2 separate regions of the Homo sapiens genome follow, and region 1 is linked to region 2. The links are chromatin loops, found by intact Hi-C in ENCODE. Cell type or tissue: OCI-LY7. All regions are shown on one strand. Each heading gives the region's core, and the rest is flanking DNA. Links, peaks and the distances in the headings are about the cores only. Region 1 overlaps BICD1 (BICD cargo adaptor 1). Region 2 overlaps BICD1 (BICD cargo adaptor 1).

What was found. Peaks named below come from ENCODE experiments on the same cell type or tissue, not always from the same donor. Only the 100,000 strongest peaks of a DNase experiment are listed, where the experiment ranks them.
Region 1: it touches region 2 in a loop (4-fold over the local background); 3 of 110 quality-filtered maps call a loop at or near these places.

What each region holds. Positions count from the first base shown.
Region 1 is chr12:32,259,281-32,271,708 of GRCh38, forward strand. The region is part of intron 2 of BICD1 (BICD cargo adaptor 1); the gene reads left to right. Among named protein-coding and RNA genes, the nearest start is that of FGD4, 130 kb to the right of the region's middle. RefSeq lists enhancers at 5,770-5,819, 5,860-5,909, 6,824-6,933 and a silencer at 12,182-12,382. In OCI-LY7, for the core only: no CTCF peak of the experiment used is centred there; DNase peaks (open chromatin) are centred at 5,931, 6,381 and 6,851; H3K4me3 peaks cover 3,508 bases; H3K27ac peaks cover 7,748 bases.
Region 2 is chr12:32,134,216-32,146,643 of GRCh38, forward strand. The region is part of intron 1 of BICD1 (BICD cargo adaptor 1); the gene reads left to right. Among named protein-coding and RNA genes, the nearest start is that of BICD1-AS1, 33 kb to the left of the region's middle. RefSeq lists enhancers at 75-234, 245-304, 5,731-5,780. In OCI-LY7, for the core only: CTCF peaks have their summits at 5,783 and 5,996; DNase peaks (open chromatin) are centred at 3,106, 4,996, 5,516 and 5,796; H3K4me3 peaks cover 4,220 bases; H3K27ac peaks cover 4,589 bases.

The DNA.
Region 1 (12,428 bases), core at 2,668-10,667, 130 kb after region 2:
TCTTTATTACACTGAAACAGTTTGTGCCTTCAGTTTCTTGCCTTGGCACCTGGGTAATCCTCCACCCACAAATAAATAAAGGATTATTGGAAAAATTACTTAATAAGATTGATTACGATCTATGTAAAGCAATGTATCAGTGGACTGAGGCTTGGTTATCCTAACAGTGACACATGACTTGAGAATCTCAGTAGCTTAAGGCAAGGTTTAACTCTTGTTCTTGCTGCATGTCTATTTCCAACAGTCAGTGGGTCTGCTCCACATCAGCATCATTCTGGCAGCTTCTGTGAAGGGACAGCCTCAATATGGGGCATTGCTGGTCTCCAGGCAGAGAGAAAGGAGAGATGGCAACACAATGGGCCACACACAAGTTCTTAGAACTTTGGCTCAGAAGTGGCACACACTTCACTTACACTCACATTTCATTGGCCAAAGGAGATCAGATGTCCAAGACTGATGTTAGTGAGTGGATTATATAATCTAAAGGCAAGGGCTTGTAGGAAGAGGCAGTCAATATTTGTGAACAAGAGAATGATCAGTAACATCTTTCTGCAGAGTAGGCTTATAAGAGTATTACTGTAGGATAGAGAAAACAAGCTGTGTGTCTGTGGGCTGTTGTCAACACATATATATACACTACACACTTTTTTTTTTTTTTTTTGAGATGGAGTTTTGCTCTTATTGCCCAGGCTGGAATGCAGTGGCTTGATCTTGGCTCACCACAACCTCTGCCTCCCGGGTTCAAGTGATTCTCCTGCCTCAGCCTCCCAAGTAGCTGGGATTACAGGCATGCACCACCACGCCCAGCTAATTTTTGTATTTTTAGTAGAGACAGGATTTCTTCATGTTGATCAGGCTGGTCTCGAACTCCCCACCTCAGATGATCCACCCGCCTCCGCCTCCCAAAGTGTTGGGATTGCAGGCATGAGCCACCACGCCCAGCCTCACTTTTTTTCTTTTGTTTTGTTGAACTGGTTGCCAACGTTTAAAAATTATGACATTTAACAAAGATGCAGATTTCTGGCTTCTTTTGGAAATCCTAAGCTATAGCAAGAATCATTTGGAACTGAGTTGTAGCTGCCCTTCTGGTGGGATGTGCACTCTCTGGTTTTCCATGACTGTATCTGCCTGTCTTCTCTGCAGCAGTGCCTTTCAAACATTTTTTACGTAGCTCACAATAAACAATACATTTTACATTGCTACCAAGGACTCGCATGCATGTGTGTGTGTCTGCATTCATATATAGGTATAGATATGCATATACATATACATTCCAAAGTAAAATACATCAAGGAAACAGTGCTTACCATTACTCATTGAAATTGTCTGTTCTATTCTATCCTATTGTATTCTAGTACTTTTTTTTTTTTTTTAATGCTGGAATCAACTCCCTAAATTGATTTCACAAACCACTTCTGGGTCATAGCCCATAGGTTGAAAACATGGTTGTCTATCATGTTACTTGTCTGTTTCTCCTCTAAATGCTATTGGTTAGTTTTCTAGCCTGGATTCCTGTCTAAGCCCTTTAGGGTTTCAGGACAATTCACTGTGTGGGTGAGCAGCATCTGCTTCCCTTCACTTAAACCTGGGCAATTACTGGTTTTGCCCAAGGGTCTTAAAACTTAAACTGCTTGAATATCTGGCAGTTTCCCCGCTGACTTTTCCCTTGTCTGATTTCCTATTTCAATAAAAATAGCCTTGTAGGCGAATATGCCACTGATTCGGAGAATCTCAGTTTCCTGACTGGGCTAGGCAATCAAGGGCAAATGAAAGTGAGTCCTGTTGTACAGGAAGGAGAGTTCTCAGATGATGAGGATGGTCATGGGGACTTTGTTACCGAAGGAGGCCCAAGCTCATGATTTCACAGGATTGATTCCTCCATCTCACTGATCATTTAACAAATACTTATGGATGACCCATGTGCCAGACCCTGTGCTAGGGAACTCATCCAAAACTTACAAAAATTTCTCCTAGATGCACAGACGATGAATAGTAATTACCTCTTCCTGTGTTTTACCCTTCCTATTTCTTCTTTTCTTCCCTTGACCCAGAAATTCATCAATTGCCCTAGGGCTGTTCCGGCTTAGTGCTTGTTGGTCAGTTGGATGTGCCCTTCTGCTCAGGTCTTTGTGGGCTCTCACTGGTGTTCGTATGCATATAGAATGGATGTCTGCATCACATTGTAGGGACAGTGTATGGGGATGTGAAGACAATAAGTGAAAGTCTGCCGCCCACTAAGACACAAGCAGCATTGCTATAAACTCCAGTGGAAAAAGGTGATATTATAGGGAAGGAAAACCGTATTGTCATATTTTCATGGAATTCAGTGAATTGCATTTTGAGGACCAGTGCCATTTTGATGCTGGAGGATTCCACCACCTTTGTGGTGTTGTTTCCTGGAAGAGATTCTACTACTGAAGTGGTGTTGGCAGCAGGTGTACCCAGCAAAATCAGGTAGCAAGGCCTGGTGGAACTTGGCAGAAAGGAGCTCACTGGGGCCATCAGAGACAGTAGTGAGGCCCCCTTGTGCCAGTTAGGGGGCAGCAGAGACCCAAAAGTGGATTTTACCAGAAAGGGTTGAAGCAGGAGAGGAAGGAAATGGCGAATGCCTTGACAGGCCATGTTTGTGAGTCCAGGAAGACAACTCATGGGAGCTCTCAGAAATAATTGTGGGGTGAGGTGAGTGCATACTTGGATAGAGATGTTACAGTACCTGACAGGGGCAAGACCCAGTAATATATGGGTTGTTACTATTAAACGTGACCCCATTTTAAGTCGTGGGTTTATATAACAAGGTTATTTATGCTTGTTATATGCTTTATGTGCATTACCTATAAATGTCCTTAAACTTTTATCACAGTGCAAATGCAGCTCATTACCAGAATCCGTGAGCACTGTCTTCAAACCCTCCCCATTGCCTTGACATTGGCTTTTTCTTAATTCTGTCTCTTTTTTTGGCCACTCTGCTCTTGATCTTGTGTCTACATCTGAGCCTGAAATTGGAGAGTCCTTGGCTACTCTATAATCTGAGTCTTCTACTTCCTGCTTTCCCTATTCAGTCTCCCATTTCCTTCTCCAGCCCCATCCCTGGTACTAGCAAGTCCCTCCCTGATGTCTTCACCATCCGTTCCTTTCAGACACCTGCCACCCTTCACATTAGCAAAATGACAAAAAATAAGAATAAATAAGGTGAGTATAGTAGATTGCATAGTGGCCCCCAAAAGATACACCACAGAGCTCCACACATACTAACCCTTGGTCCCTCAGAATGTGACTTATTTGGAATAAGGGTCTTTGCCAATGTAATTAAGATAAGGATCTAGAGATGAGTCCATCTCCTGGGTTACAGTGAGCCTTAAAGCCAATGACAAGTATCCTTATAAGAGACAGCAAAGGAGAAGGTGGCCATGTGAAGACAGAGACAGAGATTGGAATTCTGCTGCCATAAGACAAGGAATGCCAGGGGCACCAGAAGCAGGAGCTTTCTGAAGGTGCATGGCCCCTGCCAGCACCTTAATTTCAAGTGTCTGGCCTCCAGAACTGTGAGAGAACAAACTCTGCTGTTTAAACCACCAAATTTAGGCTGTGAGTGGTGGCTCACGCCTGTAATCCCAGCACTTTGAAAGGCCAAGGTGGGCGGATCGCTTGAGCTCAGGAGTTTGAGACCAGCCTGGCCAACATGGTGAAATCTCGTCTCTATTGAAAAAAAAAAAATTAGCCAGGTGTGGTGGTGCACGCCTGTAGTCCCAGCTACTTCGGAGAGAGGATCACCTGAGCCCGGGCAGCCAAGGCTGTAGTGAGCTATGATCTGGCCACTGCACTCCAGCCTGGGCAACAGAGTGAGAGCCGGTCTCAAAATCAAACAAAAAAGCCACTAAGTTTGTGGTAATTTATAACAGCAGCCCTAGGAAACTGAGACAATGGGTGACCATACAGCACCAAAGGACTTCTATTTCATGATTGGTGAACATTTTAAAATAAGAAAAGGCCAGGCATGGTGGCTCACGCCTATAATCCCAGCACTTTGGGAGGCCGAGGCGGGTGGATCACGAGGTCAGGAGTTCAAGACCACTCTCGCCAAGATGGTGAAACCCTGCCTGTACTAAAAATACAAAAATTGGCCAGGTGTGGTGGTGGGCACCTGTAATCCCAGCTACTCGGGAGGCTGAGGCAGAGAACTGGTTGAGCCCGGGAGGCAGAGGTTGCAGTGAGCCAAGATCACGCCACTGCACTCCAGCCTGGGTGACAGTGAGACTCCATCCCAAAAAGAAAAAAAAAAAAAAAGTATTACAGAAAAGAATGTGAGAACATGTTTCAAGTATTAACAAATAAAAGAATGCATGCTAAATAATTATTTGCAACACATCATAGAGCCAGTTCTCACCTGGCAATAAGGTACTCCAAAAGTTCATTCATAAGTAAATTGAGACTCAGAATGCATATTTTTCCTGCAGGAGTCATGTGATATATTATGGATGTTTTCAAATATTAATCCATAATAATCATTTTAAGTTAATCATATGCGGACTATAGTTTTCTTGAAGCGAGGGATTGTTCTACACGTATTTAAGTCTTGCTGTCTAGCAGAGTGCTTTGCATGGGTAGGGCCTCCAATAAATGCTTGATGAGTAGTAGTTCATTAAAAAATTCTTTAAAATTTTTTTTACCACAAAACATCTGCAAGTAGAGTAGTTCATTTTTTAAAGCACCATACACTAATATTTAATAGCAGCTGTTTTAGAGTCAGATTGCAAGGCTTCAGATCCTGGCTCTGCCACTTACAGAATGCAAATCATTAAGCAAATTTACATAATCTCTGTGTGCTTCAATTTATTTGTCTATAAAATTGTGATATTAATACCTATCTCACAATGCTGTTGTGAGGAGTAAATGAATTATTATGTACTAAATACTTAGAACATTACTTGCATGTACGGATTCAATAAATCTTAAATATTGTTATTAGCTCTTAAGTATATCTCCTCAACTAAATTATAAACTCTGAGGAAGAGGCAAGATCCTATCCTTTTTAAAATCCCGGCATCTACACAATTTCTTGCATATTGTGTGCACTCAGTGAGTATTTGTTGAACTACTAAAAGGAATGAATGATTGGCTATATGTTTACAATACCTTCTCCATAAAAAATACATATAGAATTGATAACATTCTAACATTTGTTACAGTAAAAAATGTTTTTAGAAATTAAATAGAATTTTTTTTTTAAGACAGTGTCTTGCTGTGTCGCCCAGGCTGGAGTGCAGTGGCATGATGTCAGCTCACTGCAACCTCTGCCTCCTGGGTCCAAGCAATTCTCCTGCCTCAGCCTCCCAAGTAGCTGGGACTACAGGCACGTGCCACCACACCCTCCTAATTTTTGTATTTTTAGTAGAGATGGGGTTTCACCATTGTTGGCCAGGCTGGTCTCAAACTCCTAACCTCAAGTGATCCACCTACCTTGGCCTCCCAAAATGCTGGGATTACAGGTGTGAGCCACCATGCCCAGCCTAAATAGAATTTTTAAGATGTCAGAGCAAAAAGGAAATTATTACCAGTGTGAAATTCTTCACTATATTTTAGCCCCTAAGAGGCAGAGACCTTGTCCTGTTTCTTTGTAACTGCTGCATTTTGCGTGATGTTTTGCAGAATAGGCATGTGCGACCTTGTACACAGAAAGGGCTTAAGCAAATCCTTATGCAGATTCCTGGAGTTATTTTTCTGTGCTGGTCGCTCCTTTCCAGAATTCTACTCTGCAACTTCCAGCTGCCTTAGCCTTCTGAACTCAGAGCCCCCTCTCCTTACCTCCACGAGGCCTCTGGGGTCTCTGGGTTTCCCCTTCTTGCACTTGCAGTTTATACATTGCCTCCAAGCAGAAGGCCCAGGTGTTTCTCATGCTCATCCCATCTGTTTCCCCTCTAACAGAGATTAGTCTTACAAGGCCTCGTGTTCAGTCTGAAAACAGCTGCTTCCTGTACTTCGTTCAGTTCTCTAATTGCTCACAATAAAAAGCTAAGTCCTTTCTTACTTCATCATGGCTAGAAGCAGTTCCCATGCGAATGTCTTGGTTAAAGGAGAAAAATGTATAAGGTAACTATAAACTAAGACTTTCACATCAATTCAGTTGGTTCTTTTGTTAAGAATTACAGGGTTGGGCACGATGGCTCACACCTGTAATCCCAGAACTTTGGGAGGCTGAGGCGGGAGGATCCCTTGAGGCCAAGATTTTAAGATCAGCCTGGGAAACATAGTGAGACCCCGTTTCTACAGAAAAAAAAAAAAAAAAAGTAAAAATTAGGCACAGTGTCGCATGCCTCTAGTCTCAGCTACTTGGGAAGCTGAGGCAGGATGATCAATCCCTTGAGCCCAAGAGTTCGCGGTTACAGTGAGCTATAATTGTGCCACTGCATTCAGCCTAGGTGACACAGCGAGATCCTATTTAAAAAAAAAAAAAAAGACAAAAAGAAAAGAAAATTACAGTATAATTTTTCTGTGTTGAAGAGCTTCTGCTGGACAAATTTTCAGTCTTGGTCGGCAGTTTAACTCAAGAACAGACTCTTCTATCTTCACTTCCAGCTTACATAAATTAGAATGGAGAAGAGAATTCTAAAGTATAAAGAATGTACACTGTTCTCTGCCCCAATTACACATCTGTCTCACGGCTTGTTAGGCAGCATGATGAATAAGCGTGTCATCTCTCTCCATTTATTTGTGCATCCATTTTTATATCCATAGTCTATAGAGACTTTCATTGCTTCTCACAAATTTGTTTAAACTTTTAATAGTGATATATACAGACTTCCTCATCTAAGCACAGACACGATTTCTATTTAGGTCATTTCTGTGCAGTCACTTCCTCTTCCTAGGTCATAGCCCTGTAGTTCTATCATACATAGACTGTCTATTTTAATAGAAACCTGCAGCAATGGTGGAAGGAGGGGAACGGGAGTCATTTCATCAGAAAGATGCATTGTATCTACTGGAGAATTTTCTTGTCTTAGAAACACTAGAAATTATATTTTCTGGAAATTTCAAATTTTACTAAAATGTGGTCATTGTCAATTATGTAACAGGGGCTTTCCTTTTCAATATAGCGACTATCAGTAATAGTGCTGGAAATATGATAACAGGCCACATTCTAAAAATTCATTTCCTCTTTAATTAGGACCTAACTCTTGGAAACTCCTTCATGTGAGCTGCCACAACATCATCTAAAAGCAAACTGCCAAAAAATCATCTTAAACCGCATCATCTAAAAGTTATTTTGGCAAAATGCATGGTCTCAAATGGAAGATAATGACAGCTAAGATAGAATTTAGAATGAGCCCCAGCACTTTGGGAGGCCAAGGCGGGTGGATCACTTGAGGTCAGGAGTTCGAGACCAGCCTGGCCAACATGGTGAAACCCTGTCTCTACCAAAAATATAAAAAAATAGCCAGGCGTGGTGGTGCATGCCTATAATCCCAGCTACTCGGGAGGCTGAGGCAGAAGAATCACTTGAACCCAGGAGATGGAGGTTGCAGTGAGCCAAGATCACGTCACCGCACTCTAGCCTGGGCAATAGAATGAGACTCTGTCTCAAAAAAAAAAAAAAAATTTAGAATGAGCACGAAGTTAATGAATAATACCTCAGTCACATTCTAGTAAGAAACCATTCCTCCTTGTGGGAATTAGAGCCCTGCCCCCAGAACCCTGGCTCTGAGGTTTGACTTCTGTTATGTACTGACAGTCCCCATTACGCTCATGGTTCCATGGTGCCAGCACAGGAGTGGCTGATGACAGAGGCTGACATGTCATGCACATCATTCTGTCTATCTCATTGTTTAGTGTCTCTTCCTTGGTAAATGCTCTCTGATAGGTGTTACCATGCAATCGAAAGATCACACACCTGATACTACTATGTGTCTATCCATTTGCCTCTTTCCTAGACATCTTATCCCTAGCCTTTCAAACTTTCTCCTTCTGGATCCCTGCATATGTACACAGTGTATACAATGAACTGTAATTAAATAAACTACATAATTTACTTATTGATTAGGTCTCTTTTAAACTATTTCTTGTGAGTTCAAGAAAGCAGAGATCTTTGTAGTTTTTTTGTTTTGTATTTTAATTACTACTGTATCCCTAGCACTTATAATAGTGTGTGGCAGAGAACAAGTACTCAGTAAATAGTTGCTGGGTGAATCCATACTAAATATAAATCTTTGTCAATTAGTATATGTGTGAGAAATATCTATTCCTAGTTAGAGGCTGGTCTTTTCATTTACTTTATTGTAAATGATGTTTGAATGAACAGAAGTATGGAATTTTAATGTAGTTAAATTTATCAATCCTTATTAAGCTATTTTTTTGTTTCTTATTTAAGAAATTCTCTGCTGCAAAGTGATAAATATGTTCTGGTATATTTTCTTCTAACCCATCTTTCCCCCACTGATCTGCAATGACATTTTTGTTGTTAATTAACTTTTATTACCAGTGAATCTGTTTCTAGGCTCTCTATTTTGTTTCATTGTCTGACTATCCTTTTTAAAATAAGTTTTTTTAGAGACAGGGTCTAACTCTGTTGCCCAGGCTGGAGTGCAGTGGCACAATCATGGCTCACTACACCCTCTAACTCCTGGGCTCAAGTGATCCGCCGCAGCCTCCTGAGTCACTGGGACTACAGGCATGGGCCATCACTTCTGGCTAATTTAAAAAGTGTTTTTTTTGAAGAAATGGTGTCTTACTGTGTAGCCCAGACTGGCCTCAAACTCCTGGCCTTCCTCCCACCTCAGTGTCCCAAAGCACTGGGATTACAGGTGTGAGCCACTGCACCCAGCCTATCCTATTTATTTTTATTTACCATTATTTATTTTTAATTGCTGGACAGTTTGACAAGTCCAGTTTGAGCTAGTTATGTATCACATCCCATTTGCAAGGGTTGTTTGTCTTGTTCAAAGGACAATGAGTACAACCAATGTCAACAGAAGTTGTTTTTCTTCCTTCGAAGAGAAGGGATGCGCCAGGATGGAGAGTGCCTGCATTCCTGCCCATCAGGGTACTATGGACACTGAGCCCCAGATATGAACAGATGTGCAACTTCTCTCGGAGAAAACAAAATAAAAAATACGTCATTGGTCCATGTTCAACTGCCCATCGTAAAAAAGAAATACATCATTGGATAAGCAACTTCATTCAAAAGTCAGTGCCACAGCAAGCAAGAAATTAGAAGCTTGTAAAAATAAGATGGAATTTTGAGCTGGGCACGGTCGCTCATGCCTGTAATCTTAGCGCTTTGGGAGGCCAAGGCAGGTGGATCACTTGAGGTCAGGAATTCAAGACCAGCTTAGCCAACATGGCGAAACCCCGTCTCTACTAAAAATACAAAAATTAGCCAGGTGAGGTGGTGAGTGCCTGTAATCCCAGCTACTTGGGAGGCTGAGGCAGAAGAATCACTTGAACCCAGGAGGCGGAGGTTGCAGTGAGCCAAGATCGCGCCACTGCACTCCAGCCTGGGTGACAATAAAAATAAATAAATGAAATGAAAATAAAATAAGGTGGAATTTTCACCCATTGACAAAAAGTTAATAATTATTATTGTATCTAATTTCTGGACATTGAATAGCTCATAAGCCAACCTACTTATGAGCATCTGTTTTCTGGATGAGCTTCAACCGTTGCAAGTGGATTTTTCTTCTTTGGACTACTTGTCAAACTGTAGTGTGAATCAGAGGAGTTTAATACAGATTGCTGAAGTTTTTGATTTGTAGGTCTGGGATGGGACTTGAGAATTTGCTTTTTTCCAAGTTCCCATGTGATGTTGATACTGCTGGTTCTGGGACCACATTTTGAGAAACTTTGTTGTCAATAATGTGCCCACAGCTGCATTATTTTTTTTTTATTTTCCCAAGAATTAATGTCATCAGATTTAAATAGTAGTATATATTAATACTGAATGACAAGTTAGAAAGATAGATTTGTTTAAAAGATAATATTGGAAATAGGCACATGAATATTTTGAACTTAAAATAAATGTTTCAGTGATTTTTATTAAAGTAATATGAATATTGTCCTCCAAAACTTTGATGATAGAGTTTTGTTTCTTTAATGTGAATTACTTTCTTACATTGTGAAAACTTAGAGCATATTCTTCCTCAGGCCTAAGTACTGTATAGGAACTATTAAGTGAGAACTTTAACAGTAATTCTCCATATGCAAAAAAGCATTTTTACTAGTCTGTACTTAACAACTTGCAAATTTGCTTTTATCCAAAAGGAAGAGAATTAGAGAAATGATTTTAGTAAGAAATGCTAAAATCAAAAAGATAGGTAAATATTTAAGGAATCATTGTAGTATTCCCAACAGTTTTATAGATGAAATTTTAAGTTCTCTGGGTTATAACTTGCTTTCTGATGCCATTATAAACCTGATGGCTGAGACACTGGTCGATCACCCATTAGGAATATATGCTAAAATTGTTGCTTTCAGTTTTTAAAATATGGCTTAATTTTATGTTTGCTTAAAATTGGTTTGTTTTGGCCTGGTAATATCTCGGGTCCCACACATATGATCATTCACAATTATCATATCGGGCTGAGCAGGGTGGCTCACGCTTGTAATCCCAGCACTTTGGAAGGCCGAGGTAGACAGATCACATGAGTTTGGGCCCAGCCTGGCCAACGTAGCAAAACCCCATCTCTACTAACAATAAAAAAATTAGCCAGGCGTGGTGGCACGTACCTATAGTCCCAGCTACTCGGGAGGCCGAGGCAGGAGAATTGCTGAACCCAGGAGGCGGATGTTGCAGTGAGCCAAGATGGCACCACTGCTCTCCAGCCTGAGCGACAAAGCCAGACTCCCTCTAAAAAAAAAAAAAAAAATTATTATTATTTAGTTTTATCTTCTCTATCTGTTAATGAGAGAGACTAAAATAATGATGAAGAAAACATTTTAATATGGTATATGAATAGTAATAAAATAATATAATAAGATGTATCTCCAAAATCTGAATCTAATGGTACTATATTCGTATTATAGCTGATTCTTTACAAAAAGCAGTCTTGGCTTACTGGAAAATTCACATTTTAAAAGTCGATCAGTTTCATTTTTTCTGGAGAATGTTAGCTTTACTGAAAGTATAAAAGTTTCGTTGTTGTAGACACCAGGTCCTAATAAAAACAAGTAAAAGAAGAAAAAGTTTGTTATGGGTGGAACTGATTAAGTGAGGTACCACTGAAGAATTAAAGATATCTCACACATACTTTGATTAATTAAATGGTGAATAAGAACTTGTTTTAATCTCATTATTCAAGTCACTAAAATGTTAAACAGGTAAGACAAAAAGGCAATTATTACAAGTTTTTACGTAAAACTATGATAAGATTTTTTAAAAAGTGAAACACCACCCATACACACTGAATTCATTTGGCTGGTATTGATTCTGAATATGTATTTTATAATATTTCATTGGCCTTGACCCACAAACTAAACACAGACATTTTCTCAATTAGTCATTTTCAGGTTTATTGCCTAAGATGCTAATTGAAATTCAGGGCAGGCAAAAATACATCATTGGCCTTTGTATATCTTTGAAAGGCCTTCTGATGGGACCTTGCTCCGTATAAAGGCTTCTCTTCTCTGCAAACTGAAAGGGACCCTGTGTGTGAAGTGTGTTCAGTGGGGTCTTCAAGGAACAACATAGAGAGCAGCCGCTGGCCAGCCGGAAGCCACCATGCGCTGTCCTCAACAGAGCAGCTCCAGGCTGTATGACCCCCAGGCAATTAGGCACCAAAAGAAGATGCTCACACTTTCCAAAATTCTTTCCCAGGGCTGGGGGAAGGGAGCCAGACTTGGAGCCCCTATGTGGAACTTAGTCTCCAAGGAAAGAAAGCATGTTCTCATCCTACAAACACTCCATTTTCTCCCTGAATTAGTGTCCTTTCTTTGAACCAGATGAGACTTCGCTCAGAGCTGGAGGCTATGGCCCCTTAGTTCTGTTTCCACAGTGCTTCCAGCCCTCTCCCCAGTTTGGAGGCCCCCAAAATGAGGCGCTTATCTCTTTGATTTTGTGAAAGAAAATGCACAGTTCGTCTATTTGGGGCTTCTGAAAGATGTTAGGCCCTGAAGAAGGTTGACTGGGAGACTGAGTGGGGAGTGACAGACCATGACCTTAATTACTGACCTTTTGTTATAGATTAACTTCCTTCCTATTTTATTGTTCCTGGCCCAGACCAGATAGCACTTGAGATAAAAGATCCCTTGATTATTACATCCTTAATGTGGAATGTTAAATACTCCCTTCCCCCAAGGAATCACTGCCTAAAACCAGTCAGATTGCTGCGACTGTGCACTAACCTTGTGTGGAAAATGCTGTCATCCTGTTAAGCTTCCCCATACCGTGCCTGTATAAACAATCCTCAAACCTCGCTGCTTCAGAGCACTAACCCCATCTT
Region 2 (12,428 bases), core at 2,698-10,697:
GAAATAACAGCTCTCCCTGTGCCCTACCATGGAACTTGGTAAGCCTTTGTTAACTCACTGGCACTGCTAGATCATGCTATGGTCCCCGAGGGCCAGGGAGGCAAGTGTGCTAGTCCAAGTAAAAAGCTGATATGATCTTTGTATGAACAGAAACACTGTTTGTAATGTGATGATAACGTTGGTTTCTTGCTCCTGGGATATTGTGTTCTAGGTAAAGTGGTCCAGAGACCAATGGGTGGCAGATACAGGGATACAGAGGTCAACTTAATATAAAAAAAGACCTTCTCTAATGTCTAAGAGCAGAGTGAAAGTGAGCAGGCCATCTGAGGAGAGAGAGACTTCCCTGTTGGCTCATCATGATGCTTAAGCAGAGCCAAAAAGCTACTTGGTAGGGATGTCAAGGAAGTGAGTCAGGTGTTTTCAGCACCGCGACTCTGTCATTGTGTGCCTCTCTCCTTAATACCTCAGAATTAGAATAAAGTCTTGATAACAGTAGTGGCACCAGTCCTGTGGTTTGTTTTGCGATGACTGTGTGGTTGTTAAACTTTCTAAGTGAAACACCATAGTGTCGGGAGCAATGCCGACAAGCCTGGCCACCTTTGGTCTACAGCAGATATTGCAAGCTGATATCCCGTGGCCACAGTCAGGCTTGGTGATTGATAAACATTTTGATTTAGGGAGCTGCTTTTTTCAAGAAACAGAATCACATAAACAGGATTTCAGGCCAGTCTCAAAAAACTGGAAGATTTCACAGAGCCTTGGGCCCACATTTCTGTGTGGCATCAGAGGGCTAGAGGTGAATGAGTCCTCCTCTCCTCTCCTCTCCCCCTCCTCCCCTCCATTCCCCTCCCCTCCCCTTCCCCGCTCCCCTCCTTTATTTTTTTTTTTTATGAGACGGAGTCTCACTGTGTCACCCAGGCTGGAGTGCAGTGGTGTGGTCTCAGTTCATTGCAACCTCCATCTCCCAGGTTCAAGCCATTCTCCTGCCTCAGCCTCCTGAGTAGCTGGGATTACAGGTGCATGCCACCATGCCTGGCTAATTTTATATTTTTAGTAGAGATGGGCTTTCACCATGTTGGCCAGGCTGGTCTTGAACTTGTGACCTCAGGTGATCCGCCTGCCTCGGCCTCCCAAAGTGCCGGGATTACAGGCATGAGCCACCATGCGTGGCTTTTTTTTTTTTTTTTTTTTTTTTTTTTTTGAGACAGGGTCTCTTGCGCTGTCACCTAGGCTGGAGTGCAGTGAGACAAACACAGCTCACTGCAGCCTAGACCTGCTGGGTTTAAGTGATCCTTACATCTCAGCCTCCTGAGTACCTGGGACTACAGGTGTGCATCACCACACCTGGCTAATTTTTAAATTTATTGTAGAGACAACACTTCACTATATTGGCTGGCCTGGTCTCAAATTCCTTGCCTCAAGCGATCTTCTGCCTTTACATCCCAAAGTGCTGGAATTACAGGCATGAACCTTCACCTTTCTTTTAGAAAGAGCGTGAATCTCTAATTCACCAGAGTCCCCACCATTCCATCTCATCTGAGTTATCTCACTATCTCTGTTCTTCCCTCATTTACATCATCTGTCACTTACCTGTTGACATGTGAGTTTTGACTTTTGATTGAGATGCTGACACCCTCCTTCCCTTCTAGGAAAGGAAAATAAAGGGGGAAGGAAGGTGGAGAGGGACAAAGGAGAGGCGTGTGGAGGATGATAGCGCAGGACTTGCATTCTCAGTTCTGCCTCTTAAATCTTGGAACCTATTTCTTCATCTAACAGTATAGGACTGATGTTTATTTTTGTATTAGATCATATATATAGGAGTACCTGGCATATAACTTTGTCCAAAGTACACATTCTTTAGCTGGTGCTCCTCTGTGTTCCCCTGTAAAGACTGAGGCAACTATAATGTTCCACTGTTCTGTGATTATTGATTTTCAGGTCTGTTTCCTCCACCAGATTATGTGTGTCTTACTCAACTTTGTATCACCAAGCACCTACGTGGCATTTTTTCTTTTTTGAAGGTAGGGACCATGGCTTTCTCTTTCTTTACTGGACACTGTATAGATGTCATGCAGGTCTGAACGTCACACTGTTAAATAATTACTTAACAACTGACCAGAACTAAGGCTGTGGTCTAGAGCTCCAAACCAGAAGCAAAAAGGAATGGTGCTGGGCTGGGGCACTTTCCTCTAACATCACCCAAACCCAGAAAACGAGGATCGTAAGCCCCTTCATGGGCCAAATGCAGGGCTGGGGCCCTTGGGCTAACCCTTTAGTGCCTCTGGCTGCATCACTGTCAGAGTAAGGTAACCAGCAAGGGGCTGCAGGGAACAACCAGCCAGGTCCAGACATGGACAAACATAATTGGAAGGAAGACAGGAAATGGACAGGTCCTGTCCAGTGTAGATAAAATGACAGCAGCTAAGGCAGGTTGAGGGGCAGAGGAGAGGCTGGGGGATCGGTATTGTAGCAATGCAGGAGTCCTGTCCTGAGTGGCTGCTCAGGGTATTGACATGCCATTTTGATAAATACATGAATTAATGAGTGAGTTTCGAGAGTAGGGGGAGAGAGAATAACTGGGCATCCCCTTCTGTAGATCCTCAGTCTTCTAGTCTTATCTCTCTAGAAGGATATTCACCCATACTCACCTTGTCCACTTTGTGCCAGAGTTGAACATTCTTAAGAAATTAAGAAGGTGATTCTTTGCCAACCATATTCCAGTTCTTTATTTAGGAGCTATATTATCAGCTTTGCTTATGGCTCCAGAAGTGGCCATTAATACCTGGAGCTAAAACACTGTTTTGGTTTAGCATGACTCTAGTTTTCACTGAATATTTAGTATTTTTAAGTTAGGTTTTTTTGTTGTTGTTGTTTTTGTTTTTGTTTTGTTTGAGACAGTGTCTCGCTCTGTTGCCCAGACTGGATTGCAGTGGTGTGATTTCAGCTCACTGCAGCCTACACTGCCTGGGTTCAAGAAATTCTTGTGCCCCAGCCACCTGAGTAGCTGGGATTACAGGCATGCGCCACCACACCTGGTTGATTTTTGTATTTTTAGTAGAGACAGGGTTTTGCCGTGTTTGCCAGGCTGGTCTTGAACTCCTGGCCTCAAGTGATCAGCCTGCCTCGGCCTTTCAAAGTGCTGGGATTACAGGCATGAGCCACCGCACCTGGCCTAAGGTTAATTGTTTTTATAAGCAAATTATTTTGCTTTTGTGACCCAAAGCAGTACTCTCAGATACTTAGTGTAGCAATTTATTACTCAGATATATAACTTTTTACAAAGAGAATCATAGCAGAAAAGAACAAGGTAACGTGTTGTAGGGCATATGTTCTGAAGGAGCACTTGACCTTATCTTCTGACATCATGTAAAGATTTTGGCATTTAGTGTCATCATGTGCAACCATTGTTACTTTTTGCTACTGTATCATAATAATACTTAGTCGTATCAGTTTGATTAAATGCCTCCTTTGTATGGTTCCCAGCAGCATGGCTGTAGAAAGTATTCTCAAATTTATCAGGAGACCCAAGTTTTAATTCGGATTCCCTTTGTAAAAAGGCCTCCATTACTGGAGGCCAAATATAAAAACTTTTTTTTTTTTGAGACAGAGTCTCCTTCTGTCTCCTAGGCTGGAGTGCAGTGGCGCGATCTCAGTTCACTGCAACCTCCGCCTCCCAGGTTCAAGCGATTCTCCTGCCTCAGTCTCCCAAGTAGCTGGGATTACAGGCACGCATCACCATGCCTGGTTAATTTTTGGTGTTTTTAGTAGGGACAGGGTTTTGCTATGTTGGCCAAGCTGGTCTCGGACTCCTGAGCTTAGGCAATCCGCCTGCCTTGGCCTCCCAAAGTGCTGAGATTACAGGCGTGAGCCACCGTGCCTGGCCAAATATATAAAGTTTAAAAATAGCTCGCTTGTGTTCATTGCCTACCACATACTGGGTATTGTGCTAGATATTTAATATGCCAGATAGCATATGCCTCATTAGCCTATGAAGTAGAGGCTTTTATTATTATTTCCACTTACATAGATGAGAAAATTGCAGCACAGATAAATTAATTTGTCTAGCGATGGAACCAAAATCTCAGTCAGGCAGTGTGACTTCAAAGCTTGTATTGATAGAAGTTCTCCAAGTGCTTTAAATATATTAACTCATTCAGACTCACCAAGCTGTGCATTTTTAGTTTATAGAGTTGATATCAGTATTAAATAGGAATATGTATGTGTATGTATTTATATATGTATGCAGATGGTCCCTGACTTAACGATGGTTCATCTTAATGATTTTTTGACTTTATAATTATTTTTTGACTTTATAATTTTTTGACTTTATATAAACCATATTTTGGGTGCCCACACGTCTATTCTGTTTTTCACTTTCAGTACACCAGTCAACAAATTACATGAGCTATTCAACACTTTACTTTAAATAGGCTTTGTGTTAGGTGATTTTTGCCCAAATATAGGCTAATGTAAGTGTTTTGAGCATGTTTAAGGTAGGTGAGGCTAAGTAAGCTGTATTTGATAGGTTAGGCGTATTAAATGTATTTTTGACTTATGATATTTTTCAAACTATGATGGGTTTACTAGGACATAATCTCATCATCAGTTGAGGAGCATCTGTATATGTATGTGTTTAGATAGATATAATTAGATATCTATATATAATAGATTCTATGCTATGGGCATTGTAAGTTCTAAATTGCTTCAGTGGCATTATTGTACATTCTTACATAAGATTGAAGAATTTTGTGATTTTGATTAATTTATATCCTTCAAAGTGACCAGGAAGGTAGAGTTTGCATGCAGAAAATTTGCATGTATATTAATTCCATAAATAATGTTTGTAGTTAAATTTTCATTTTGTTTAAACATTTTTTACAAGATAGAGTTTACTCAGTGCTGTTATTTAGCAGCTGTGTGTATGACTTCATAATTTAGGGGGCTGTCTGTTTTGTGTTCTAAGCCACGTGGCTGCTGTGGTGACTGCTTTAGAAACTTTCAGTTCCCTTTGCTGTGAAACAGGTTTCAGTGCATCGTCCCTGTGTATAAGGTCAGGTTTCTTACATGGACTCACTCTGTTTCTGTAAATTTGTCTGAGAATTTTCAAGGCAGTGCTTTCATGGCCTCTCCTCTAATTTTGTGTGTGTGTGTTTGTGTGTGTCTGTGTGTGATGATGAAAAAGTCAAAAGCCCTAAAATTAAATCAGAGTTTAATCCATGTCCCTAAACTAGATAAGCTGCTTTAGACCTTTTCCTTATCCCTTACACGTCGCTCAGTAAATACTTGCTGATTGACTTTCAAATTCAGATTACTTTTACGCTAGCATACGGTGGGCACAAAGGGTTTTTTTGTTTATTTGTTTGTTTGAGACGGAGTCTCGCTCTGTCGCCAGGCTGGAGCGCAGTGGTGCAATCTCGGCTCACTGCAACCTCCTCTTCCTGGGTTCGAGCGATTCCTCGTGCCTTAGCCTCCCAAGTAGCTGGGACTACAGACAAGCGCCACCACGCCCAGCTGATTTTTGTATTTTTAGTAAAGACGGGGTTTCACCATGTTGGCCAGGATGCTCAAACCCCTGACCTCGCGATCCGCCCGCCTCGGCCTCCCAAAGCGCTGAGATTACAGGCGTGAGCCACCGCTCCTGGCCTGGGCACAGAGTTAAAAAAAAAATACTGGTAACAGAAAACTTGTTGGCGTGTTTCAGTTTTCAGAGTCTTCTATAAGGTCTTATACCAGCCGAGAAGCAGCAGAACCATCTGTCCGTGTACCGAGGACGGATCTCAGCAGCTCTCTGTTCAGTGGCTCCTGCCTTTGTAGTGGATTCCCTTGCTGTGCTGTAATTAAGTCAGCCGGCAGGAGTTCCTGTTTTGAGGGGGCCTCTCCCGGCTGGAGAAGTACCACTGCCTTTGTGTTACCTGCCATGTTATTGTGGAGTGGATAATTTTTTTTTCCTGCATGGGTCTTGGTTTAACAGCAGGATCCTCTGGGCTTCTTCCAAGAAGCACCACATTTCCCTGAAAATAAATGGCAGATGAATTATTTCTTGAGATTATGAAAATCTGTTAGATGAAAGCTTGCCTTTTTCTCATGTTCAAAACAATGCTAAATGCTTATAATTATACTCCCAATGAATTACTTCTTTCACTGGCTTCCTTTGCTCTGGCAAAGGTGGATTTTTTTTCCATGGCAGAGAAATTTTATAAAAAATGTAATATTTTAGAAAATGCCTAAATGTCAAGAATACAACATCTTGTTTGTTGTTGTTGTTGTTGTTTTGTTTGTTTTTTGATACGGAGTCTCGCTCTGTCGCCCAGGCTGGAGTGCAGTGGCGCAATCTCAGCTCAATGCAACCCCGCCTCCCGGGTTCAAGCAATTCGCTGCCTCAGCCTCCCGAGTAGCCTCCATTGAAGGAAGTGCCATAGTGTGGGAGGATCTTTTTATTTTCTACGCGCACCGTATTTGATTCTGTGTTTACAGGAACTGTGTCTGTAGACAAAAAGCAAAATGTTGGGGTTTAGTTTCTTCAGGTGAATAAAATGTTACTTGCATCTCCTCATTGTCACAGTGTTCGTATTACATACTTCGTGTGTGTAGTTTTGGCATTTAAGGAAACAGAGCTAAAAAAAAAACAAAGGACAATAACTGCATCAACAACATGTTATACACCAGAGGAAATGCGGCGACTTAGGTTCTGTGATGGGAAACCCGGATTTTTTTGTTGTACTTGAAATCTTCCGTAGAACGTACGTGTTTGCATGACCCAGAAAGGAAAACACATTGGAGGACTTTGTACTAGTTCCATTCTAATTCTGTAAAATTCTCACAAATTCAGGCATCTGTTAACCCTTCGAGGGCATATAAGTTCAGAGCCATGTTTTCTGTTTTGTGTCTTTCCCTTTGGCGGAGTGGTTACCTTTTCTGAGCCCTTGGCTTGCTTTCTGTGAACATAAGGCGCTCCATCTGCCGCTTTAAAGTGAAGATTTATAATTCAAACAAGACAGCGTTTCGATGTTGCACTCCTGTCTTATTAGATATCAACTTAAAGTTAAGAAAATGGAATTATTCAAGGCCTTGTTATCTAGTTTATAGCTTATTCAGAATTTATATTTCTGATTTTTTTTTGTCCTGATGACTGCCTGTGACTAATTTGTGTTTTTGTTATTAAGCTAAGATTGTATGAAAAATATGGCAAAAACAAAATTCTATATTTCTAATGCCCCATGAGAAATCTGATTTAGAGGCCCTTCCTTTGGACACACTTTTTGTTTTGTTTTGTTTTTGAGCGGAGTCTTGCTCTGTCGCCCAGGCTGGAGTGCAGTGGTGCAATCTCGGCTCACTGCACCCTCCACCTCCTGGGTTCAAGCGATTCTCCTGCCTCAGCCTCCCGAGTAGCTCGGAGTACAGGCGCCCGCCACTACGCCCAGCTAATTTTTCTATTTTTAGTAGAGGTGGGGTTTCACCATGTTGGCCAGGCTGGTCTCAAACCCCTAACCTTAAATGATCCATCCGCCTCAGCCTCCCAAAGTGCTGGGATTACAGGCGTGAGCCACCGCGCCTGGCCTGGACACCCATTTTGAATAGCACTTACCACAGATTCCCGAAGCCAGTGGTTTTCTAGCCTTTTTATTCGCCGTTCGTTGTAAGCTTCTTGAGTCTTGGTGATTCTTGTTTCATTTGTTTTTGTTTCTCCCCAGAGCCTAGCACATAGTAGGTGACGAACAAATGTTCATCGAATGTATGGGCTCAACCATAGTCTATTTTTTTCAAAAAGGTATAAATCTTATCAATGTTTTACATTTTGCTGAACAAAACAGGAGAGAGCGGATTCTTTTCAAATAGGAAAAATTAGGGAGGGAAAAGAGGGATTGACTGAAACTCTATTGAAGTATGTCAACATAAAAGTTTATTGACAGCCTGGCGTGATGGCTCAGGCCTGTAATCCCAGCACTTTAGGAGGCCAAGGTGGGCGGGTCACTAGAGGTCAGGAGTTCGAGACCAGCCTGGCCAACATGGTGAAACCCCGTCTCTATTAAAAATACAAAAATTAGCCAGGTGTGGTGGCAGGCGCCTGTACTCTGAGCTACTGGGGAGGCTGAGACAGGAGAATCGCTTGAACCTGGGAGGCAGAGGTTGCAGTGAGCTGAGATCGTGTCACCACACTTCCAGCCTGGGCAAAAGAGTGAGACTCTGTCTAAAAAAAAAAAAAAAAAAAAAAAAAACAAAAAACCCCACCTATCTATCCTATCTATCTATCTATCTATCTATCTATCTATCTATTGGTCTATCTATCTAGATAAAAATAGCAGTCAACTAATTTTTCAAATTAAAAATGCTTTATTGTTATTTATAGCATGATTGTTTTTCTATAAAAAAGGCATATTACAACAGCCTTCGCTTCACATCTGACTCTTGCAGCATTCTTATAAAGAGATCTCACACCATATTTGAGGGCTTCATTAGTTTTCTAAGCCTTAAAAAAATTTCATCATTAAGATTATTCTCTCATGAAGCACCCAAAATATAGACAGCTTTTCTTATTTTCTTTTCTTCAATTGTTGACAGTCTAATGCTGCCAGATCTTTATCTGTCAGGGACTTTTGATGTTGTTGGAGCCATCTCTTGTGGACTTTATGAAATCTTGCATGCAGCACAATTTGAAACTTCATTGTGCATTCAATTTGCATTGCCTTTGCTGTGTTCACAGTGGCACTCCATGAGGCTTAACTATGGAGATCCTGGTGCTACAAGCCGTTAAATAGTTCTCTCTTCTCAACCTATTCCCCTATCCTGCTTTTCTTTTCTTCATAGCACTTATTACCTCCTGATTATATTTTTTGTTTGCCTTTTGTCTATCACCTGTCATTCTTTTACCAGACCATCTAGTCTCATATGTCTATATAACCTTTCTGAAAAACATCCTGTGGGAAATATACCATATATACAGAAAAAGTGCACAAACATGAATATACAGTTTAACAAATAATATAAACCTGCTATTCATGTAGCCACCACCCAGATGAAGGAAATAGAATATCATAAGCACCGCACAATCTCCATTTGTGCCCTTCTCCATCGTAGCTTTCTCTGTCCCAGACAACCATTGTCCACAACTTGTTGTAATAATTTACTTAATTTTCTTTTATAGTTTTATCACACATAATTTAGTTTTTGTCTGCTTTTTGAACTTTACATGAATGGAATAATATTGCATATATTATTTAATGCTTTTTCTTTCATTTAACATTTTTTTTTGTGTGTGTGTGAGATTCTCCAGGTTGTTGTACACAGTGCTAGTTATTTCATTTTGTTATGGTATAGTATCCCATTGTATGATTGTACCACAGTTTATCCATTTTTTAGTTGATGGGTTTTGACTTGCTTTCATTGTTTGGGCTATTATGAATAGTGCTGCTCTGCACCTGTTGTACATATAGCCTGGTGAACATGTTTGCGAATTTCTATGAGCGTGATCACGGTGGTGTAGAATTGCCAATCTTCAACCTGCCTGTATTTTCCAAAGCGATCATACCAATTTATTTACCTTCCAGCAGTGTATGAGAATTCTCTATTCTCACCATCATTGGATATTGTCAGATTTTAACATTTGGCTCAACTGATGGGTGTATAATGGTATCCTATGGTACTTATAATTTGCATTATCCCTAGTTACTAATAAGCTTGAGCAATTTTTCATATTTTTATTTCGATTTCCTAATTTATGAAATGCCTGTTTAAGTCTTCAGCCATTTCAAATGTTACCTGTCTTTTCAAAATGATCTATAGGAGTTCTTTGTATAATATATATTCTGGCCCCTAGTCCTTTATTCTTTGTATGTGTTGCAAATATCTTCATCTCTGCAGTTTACTCTTTTTGTGGTGTCCTTTGATAAAATTCTCAATTTGGTGAATGTAATTGAATTTATTAATTTTTCTCTTTGTTATGTATTTTTGTGTCTTTAAGAAATTTTTCCCTATGTAGGGAAGAAGGACAAAAATTGTCTTTCATAATTAGTTCTTTAACCCTTCATAACTTTGAGTATATAAATTATTGTGACCATCTTTGAATCTACAGTAGTTGAATTGCATATATAGAGGCTTGAGTTCTTAAATTATTCTTTCCAGGGTGAATATTAGCATATCACAATAGGACAGTAGGGACAGTGGCTTTTTCGCTAATGAAATCTAAGATTTTTCCTTTTCTGCTCATGAAAAATGTTTCTGCTTAAATTGTAATGAGTGTACAAGAGGCATAAATCCACAGTGGGTACAAATGTCAAAGATTATGGTTTAAACCAGCAAAATATGTCTTCTTAGATATACGAAACATTTTGTCAAATAGCCCCTGGCATCATCTGGGCTAAATGAAGAATCACCAGGACATGTGATACAGTGAAACTATTCCACTTATAGTAACAGCACTTAGTAATTGCTTTCATTAATCCAGGCAGGTTAATATTCTATCTACTTGCATAACAATGTCAAAAAATCTATTATCTACTGAAACCTTTTATATAGCAAGTTAAGCTCCTATTTCTTTCATAAAGATTGAGATTCAAATATTAATCCAAACTACTCAGAATCACTTTCTCTTCCTCACTTTTCTGATACCCCCACTGGAGAGTGACTGATCAGTGCATTATCTGTCACCTCAGAGCTCAGAGTGCCCCTCTTTTCTATTCAAATACAAAGCCATTCATTTACTTTGATGGACAAATAGCCGTGGCATTAGTATGGGTAGGGGCAAGTGCTGTTGTCTCTTATCTAGGAAGGAGTTGGTTCTTTTCTGATGGTTGAATAATATACTTAGGTATAGAAAGAGACCTGAGTGTCTTGAAAGCAACATTCTTTCATTTTTGTCAATGTTTTAATCAGCACCCCTGTGCATATATTATCTTTGCATATTTCAGCACTTTGTATTAGACTTCTACATGTTGTGGTCTTTGCTTCTGATAAGGGACAGAATAAATAGGAAGAAAGAATAAAAAAGCCATAATGTTAAGTACATCCATTCCATGCCCATAGCCATACATCACAGAAGTCACAGGGAAGGCTCTGTGACACGAGATAATGATGTGGATGTGACAGAACATGGTAGAGGAAAAGGCCACAGACAGGTGCAGAGTAGGAAGAATGAAAGAATTCATTGTGGCTGTCAAAATCCTATGTTTGTGTTCCCAAATCCTATTTCTTTTTTCTTTTGACTTGTGATGTATTGACTGTCAATTAGTTATCAGGTACTATGTTCAGCCCAGTTATTGCACAAGAGATCCTGAAAATCTTTAAGTAGCTCCTGGACTTGGAAGAGGGAAGGAAGGAGGAGACACTAAAATAATTACAATATGTTACTATTATACATGACAATATGCAGAATGCATTTGGAACATAGCCAATAACTTTACACAGAGATAGCAGTTTTTGAGCTGAATTTTAGAGGACCAAGTTGATAGAATTTGATGATCAGATGAGGGGTTAGGGAGAGGAAGTCTTTCAGTTTATTTTAAGGCTGGAGTGAATATTATTTTTGTAAATGCAGGATTTTAAGGAAAAGGACAAAATGCCAGAAGACAGCAGATTTCTATTTTCTGTATATTTGTACATCATGACAATACATTTATAGATACACTAATTCTTGTACATAAATAATTCATATAATGTTTGTCTTTATCAGTCTGAATTGTCAGCTTTGGTCATAGGGAATTGGAACCAAGTGTTTACTGAGCATCTACTATATGTGAGGCACTATATTAGGTGCTGGGCATGCAGTGATGAGCAAAACAGGGATGGGTCCAGCTCTTATAGAACTTAGAGTTGAGTGGGAAAAACAGAATTAATCAAATTTCCATATTTATAATTAGAAATGACATATACATATGAACAAAGGCTCTCTCAGAACCCAATTATTCTTCCCTTTCACTCTTCTTCCTAATCATACTACCAGCGTTAAGTTGACAGTTATTTATCAGGCATATTTAGCAGCCAGCCTTACAGTTTTCTCTTGCACACTGTTAACAATTACTGTCACATGGTCACTGTTACATGTTAGCCAATAGTGCCTCACATTCACTGTGGCTTCCAAAGCTTGGGCTTGGGGAAGCAGGTGGATGGTGATATCATGAGCTCAGATAGAGATCATGGGAGAAGAGATTTGAGATGTTTTAAAAAAGTGTTTTGAGCAGATGAAGTTAAAGAGTTAAAGGGAACTATGGTCAAGTGGAGGTGCTGGTAGGCAGGTGGAAATATACTTCTGAATCTCAGGATGACTAATGAAAAGCAAGAAAATGAACAACAAGGGACTATTAATGTGTGTTATGCTGTGCTTATGCATTTTGTCTGGTTTCAAATCATTGTATTTAAGTAGTTCTTAAAGTCACAGGAGTGAATGAGATTAAGTAGAGGAAGAAGGAAAAGAGGTACAGATGGAGACCTAGGGA